2 separate regions of the Mus musculus genome follow, and region 2 is linked to region 1. Evidence: chromatin loops called from intact Hi-C (ENCODE). Cell type or tissue: heart. All regions are shown on one strand. Each heading gives the region's core, and the rest is flanking DNA. Links, peaks and the distances in the headings are about the cores only.

The links. A loop is a pair of places that touch in the nucleus more often than their neighbours do. Peaks named below come from ENCODE experiments on the same cell type or tissue, not always from the same donor. Only the 100,000 strongest peaks of a DNase experiment are listed, where the experiment ranks them.
Region 2: it touches region 1 in a loop (4-fold over the local background); 6 of 42 quality-filtered maps call a loop at or near these places.

What each region holds. Positions count from the first base shown.
Region 1 is chr2:74,967,880-74,970,803 of GRCm38, forward strand. No RefSeq gene overlaps it. Among named protein-coding and RNA genes, the nearest start is that of Gm46748, 92 kb to the right of the region's middle. In heart, for the core only: no CTCF peak of the experiment used is centred there; no DNase peak of the experiment used is centred there.
Region 2 is chr2:75,018,063-75,020,986 of GRCm38, forward strand. No RefSeq gene overlaps it. Among named protein-coding and RNA genes, the nearest start is that of Gm46748, 42 kb to the right of the region's middle. In heart, for the core only: no CTCF peak of the experiment used is centred there; a DNase peak (open chromatin) is centred at 1,589.

The sequences.
Region 1 (2,924 bases), core at 111-2,610:
TTTGATTTTAGCCATCCCCCTGGGTGGAAGGTGGTATCTCATTTGGTTTTGATTTGATGGCTAATCTGGAGAGTTTTGAGCATGGTGGTGACACAGTCTGGCTTGGGTTTCAAAGGAACTGTGTGGATAAGAATAGACTGGAGTGGAGAGGAGGCAGAGGTCAGGGGAACCGATAGGAGGGCATTGTATTATCCAGGTGGGAAAAAAGATGGTGGCAGGAGACACAGTTAAAAGGAATGGAATCCCAACAAGGAGGACCTCCTATAAGTTCTCCAGGATCAGGAAGACAAAGATCCCATCCCATGACCATCTCCTTGAAACAGAAATAGAACAAATGAGACTTGCTGCATTAACAACCAAGTACTTCCTTATCCATAATAAAGACAATAGTAACCTGGGAACCTTGAGTCTGGGTGAGTGGTCTATACCTGGATGAAGGGTTTGGTGGCATAGTAGGGTGGCACGAACATGAGCATGACCATAGCACTGCTGTCAGGGGGCTTGCCCTTGAGACCCTAGCTGGGGAATGAGTGACTTTCCATCATTTGACACCTCTATGGGCCAGTTGTAATCAGAGAAGGAGAATTCATTCCTAACTCTGCCAGGCTATCATTGGGTAAGCACAGAGGATTCAAGACTTCCCAGTGACTTTTCTCAGAGCAGGGCAAGACAGAGACCAGCTCAAAGGGGCATCAGAAAGAGAAAAGGGGGCCACATGTTGTGACTCATATTTTCTGACTCTCAAGTATTTCTGTCCTGCAGCCTTTTAGAACAGGCAAAAATCAAAACACACAACAAAGCCGGGCGGTGGTGGTGCACGCCTTTAATCCTAGCACTTGAGAGGCAGAGGCAGGCAGATTTCTGAGTTTGAGGCCAGCCTGGTCTACAAAGTGAGTTCCAGGACAGCCAGGGCTACACAGAGAAACCCTGTCTCGAAAAACCAAACCAACCAACCAAAACAAAAAACACACAACAATAAACAGATGAAAACCTCCGTTAGATGTTTTATGTAAATATGCAAGATTGAGTTATGTCTCGAATGGAATAAATAGACTGGAAATGTGTGTCAATTGACTTAGGGACTGCAACAATCAATGGCTTCAGTCTAATTGAGTTCAAAATCCGTAGCCACTATCAAGCCTCTGTAAAAGACAGTTGATCAATCAAAGTGTGAGTGCAAGAAAGGTGAGGCAATTGCCTTCTATGCTGACAGGACTCACCCTTCTTGAGTGAGCATCCTTCATACTTTGAAGAAACCAAACACACACGTGGTTTCTGGATGGAAAGGAAGGGAGACCCATCTCTGCCCACAGACACACGGTGTTTTTCTGACATGGTGGCTGTGAAGCTTGCAACTGGAAATCATCTCAAAAACAAATTGATTATCTACTCTATAGCAGATACCACTGTGTCCTGTGCCTTGGCTTTCTGGTTTGCCTTTAAAATGAAAATACACAATTTGGTTTCTGTACCAGATATCCATTTGATTTATCAGACGGCATAGAGATGTTTGAAAACGTGTATCCTTACACAGTTACAGAACTAAGGAGGACAGCCCACGTGAGGACTCGTTATGACGACTTGCAGAGGAGTGGGAAACCTAAACCTCTTTTACTTGTCTTATGATTATGGAATACCGAGGTCTGAGCCCAGGGACTGCATCACTCTGAGAGGTGACAAAGCCCGATGAAGAGCCCGGAACTTCACAGTCCTCCTACTTGATGACTACTTTGAGCTGGAGGTGAATTGGAGAAGCGGGGTCTGATCTGATGGCGCCTTTTCTGTTGGAGTCTCTCCTTGGTGTGGTACTCCTGATAGCTTGGCTTCTATTGCAGAGACTGTTTGTCCAACCCAGTTCCTTTTCCTCTGGAGCACACAAAGAATCCACATTTCCTGTGACTGCTTTTTTGGCTAACTGCATGTGAATGGTATGGAGTTTATTCCAAAAAAAAAAAAATGTAAAGATGGTCTTACCATGACCCATTATTATTTACCGTATTAATACATCACAGGGAAAGAAAACATCTGATCCCTTTGAAAGAAGCCCCAGTGCATTTGGATACCCACTTAGCCCAGGGTCATGGCCATGTTATTTACACCAGTTCTGATCTGTGGAGTTTCCTAAAGTGCAGGTCCCAAAGGTAAAAAAGATAGGAAATGGTTTTCATTCAATTGAGCTGCTTTCTCCACTGGGAGGAACCTTGATTCTAAAATAATTCCACGACTGACTGTGAATGAACCAGCTAAAAACCCTAAGAATCCAGAGCTTCCATCTGATTGCCTTTTGGTGACGGTAAAGCCCCCACTGAAGCTGCCCCACATCACCTTCTGGAATTTTCCCCATAAGAAGGAATTGCACCTTAGGCCTGGGGTCTTTGCAGAAATTGCTCTATCTTATGCTCTCACTCAAGCCAAGCCACAGAAACAAACTTGTTTGGACTCATTCATTTAACTACCTTTATAACTTTTTACTACCAGGATATTTACAAAATTAAATAAAGGTACAGGTTTTATGCCTGTTAATAAACTTATGCTTATTTTTTTTAACTCCTAAAAATGTTTTGAGTTGGACAAAATGTCGGTTGATTCACGCATGGATCATTTGAGAACGAACGTTAAACTATGCTCCCCATAAAGTACCATCCCCTAAAAGCTTGATTCCCTAAAGTCAAAGCTTAGCACAGGGAGCTCGAGTTGGCCAGATTAACTCAACAGTCTCTCCCGGTCTGGTCTCAGAAGTAAATAGTATTTCTTTGTTGTAATTGTTGATTTTCCCAAGAGGCCAGAAAGGCTGCAATCCAGCAACAATTTCATCTGTTTCCTCTCTCCTGCATGATTTGCTGTGCATACCTAGGAGAGTGGAAGCTGCAGCGAGCTCTCCTAGGCCAGGCTTCCAGGAGATAGCTCTCTGTTACAGGACCCAG
Region 2 (2,924 bases), core at 270-2,769, 50 kb after region 1:
TTCAGTAGACACTGAATGGGCTGGTAAGATGATAGGGACTTACCAGACTCCAGGACCATTAAGCTAAATCCTCCTTGTTTATCAACAATCTGATCTATGGTATTTTTCTCAAGCAGCCTAAATTGTCTAAGACAGCAATATGAACTGTCAAGACTGAAGGTGTCAAGGGAAACAGAAAAGGGGGGCTTCATTGAAAGAAGCATTTCGACTTTGAAAATTTCCCACAGATAGCACGACCTTGGAAAGTTTCTTGGGCTGCCGGTGCCTGTGTTTGCAAAGTAGTCCCAGAGAACTCTACTGGTTGACATAAGGATCAAGTAAGATAATGTCTATGGAACAGACCAGCCTGAAGACTCTAGGGCACTGCTCTTTCAGGCAGTAGTGCCTATCTGTTGAGATTAACATTTCTCTTTGCAGTATAATTTATATGCACTAAATACATTTTAAGGCACAACTCAATCCATGTGTTTTGACAAGTATATACAGTTGTAAGCTGACACCACAGCTATGCTATAGACTGTTTCCATTCCATTGAAGTACTGTTGCATTCATTGCAGTGAATCTCACAATCCCTTGCTTTCCCTCTTTAATGAGTGTTATATCCTGGAGCAACACAGCACATGATCCTTTGGATCTGGCTTTTTTTCCTCTTGTTGGAATGCCGTTGGTTGATATTTATCCCCAGAGTAGCATGTTGCAAAATTTCCTTTTTATTGTTAAGTAGTATTCCATTAGATGGAATATCAACATTTTACTTACCCATTCACCAGTTGATTGGCATTTGTTTGGCTTCCAGTCTATGTATAACTATGTACTTTCATTTTTATTGGGTAATCACCCCAAAGTGAGATTAATGGGTAGTATAGCAAGCCTAGATTTTATTTAATCTCACAAAAATCTTTGAGGATGTTTTCCAAAGTGGTGGCCCCGTTTGCATTTCCTCCAGGAAAGGGGCGGGTTATCTCACACTGTATCAACACCTGGTTCTCTTCATTTGAGTTACCTAGTGGATAGGAACTGAAATCCGTGTCTTTAATTTGCATTTCCCTAATAACGTTTAGTGTTATTTTGGGAGACTATCTGCTATTTGTGTGCTTTCTTTAGTGAAGGTTTAGATAATAAAATCTTTCGATAACTTTTAAAGTTGGATTCCTGTGCAGAGGTTAAGCATCAACCGTCTTCTCTAGATAAACAACATGGAGAATATCAGTGGAGGTAGTTTTCTCCTGGTAGGTGGTTTGAGTTTCTCCTTTTCAATAAAAAAAGTTTTTGTTGTGGTTATCGCACAGAAACAAGGTGGGTTCTACTGATGTTGAAACTGATGAACACACACACACACACACACACACACACACACACACACATACATATGCAAGCAAAGGTTCGAGAAAGTTTATTACTCACAGAATAAAACTTTCTGAGAACAGGGCAGGCTCCCAAGTAAATCCAAAAATGTTTCAAGAGAGCGCGAAAAGAGCCTGGTCTTTGGCTGTGATTGGAGAATGGGGCTGGAGCGAGCCAGGGTTCCTGTGCCTGAGAGCTGGGGCTTGCATGCTCTGAACTTCCGGTTGGCAACAAAGGTGGGAGCACCTGGGTTTTCTTATCAGCAGGGCCCAGATGTAGGGCAGAGGGGAAGCGGAAGTGGAAGGGCTGGGAAGCTGTCAGCAGCCACAGTCACCAGCAAAATACAATCAGAACCTTCACTGTATGGGGCCAGTTTGGCCTAGTTTGTATTTTTCTACTCGCTGACTTTTGTCTAAGAAATATTTTCTAATCTCGATAAAGAGTATTTTCTTCTAGTAGGTTCTAGATATTGCAGCTAAGCCTTTGATCTATTTTGCATGGATTTTTTTGTGTATGATGTGAAGTCTAGGAGTCTTTGTGTTTTCGTGGCATTGGTTGGCTCTCACTTGATGCCTTTTCTTTCACTTATGACCTGGACATCTTTAATAAAAGCAATTGGCTGTAAACCCAGCTAAAAGGATTCCCTATTCTGCTTCATTGATGCCTACCCTGTATTCACACAATAACATACCATTTTACTAGTATAAATTTATAGTCCTAAACATTTTCATAATTACCCTAAGTTTAGCTTTTGAGATTGATCTTCTTTTGCATTTTTATGTGTTTTAAGATTGATCAATTGCCATGAGAAACAAAACAGCCTTTCTAATGCCTAATAGAAATTATGAATCTGTAGATTAATCTGGGAAGAACTGGTATTTTAATATCTCAATTTTATCTAATGACAAATGAACATCTATTTAGGTATATTTCTCACTTCTTTAAAATATGCTGTAATTTTCAGCATATGGATTTTACACCTATTAAATTTTCCACGTTTTTTATTGTGTGTCTGTTTATGTGTATGTGTACAGGAACAGGCACATGCACACATATGTAAGGTTACACGTGGAAGCCAGAGGCTTATGTTGATTATCTTCAATAGTTTACAGCTTTGTTTGTTTGCTTGTTTGTTTGATTTTTGAGGCAGAGTCTCTCACTGATCCTGGAGTTTGCTGACACTGCTAGGCTATCCAGGGCTGCTTGTGCCCCACCTAACAGAGGCTAGTACTATGACACGATTGTACCAACTCACACAAAACCATCCAAGAAGGAACTTCTAGGCAACTTGCAAATACAGAGGTACCCAGGACTCAAGCAGGCCAAGTTCATAGTGTGGCAGCTTAGCACAGGGGTTGAGTGATGCTACCTCTAAAGAGAAAATGCCATTCGATATAACAGATCCAGAAATGATGTAGACAATGGAATTGGTATGCATGGGTGCTTTAAAGGCTCCCGAAGCTGTGTTCTATATCTTCAGGAAGCTAGAGGGAAGGTGAAAAATAATAGTACTGATATAAACAATGTAAGAAAAAGGGGACCTAAATGTAACTGCCAATGACGAAAATGACAGCGTCTAG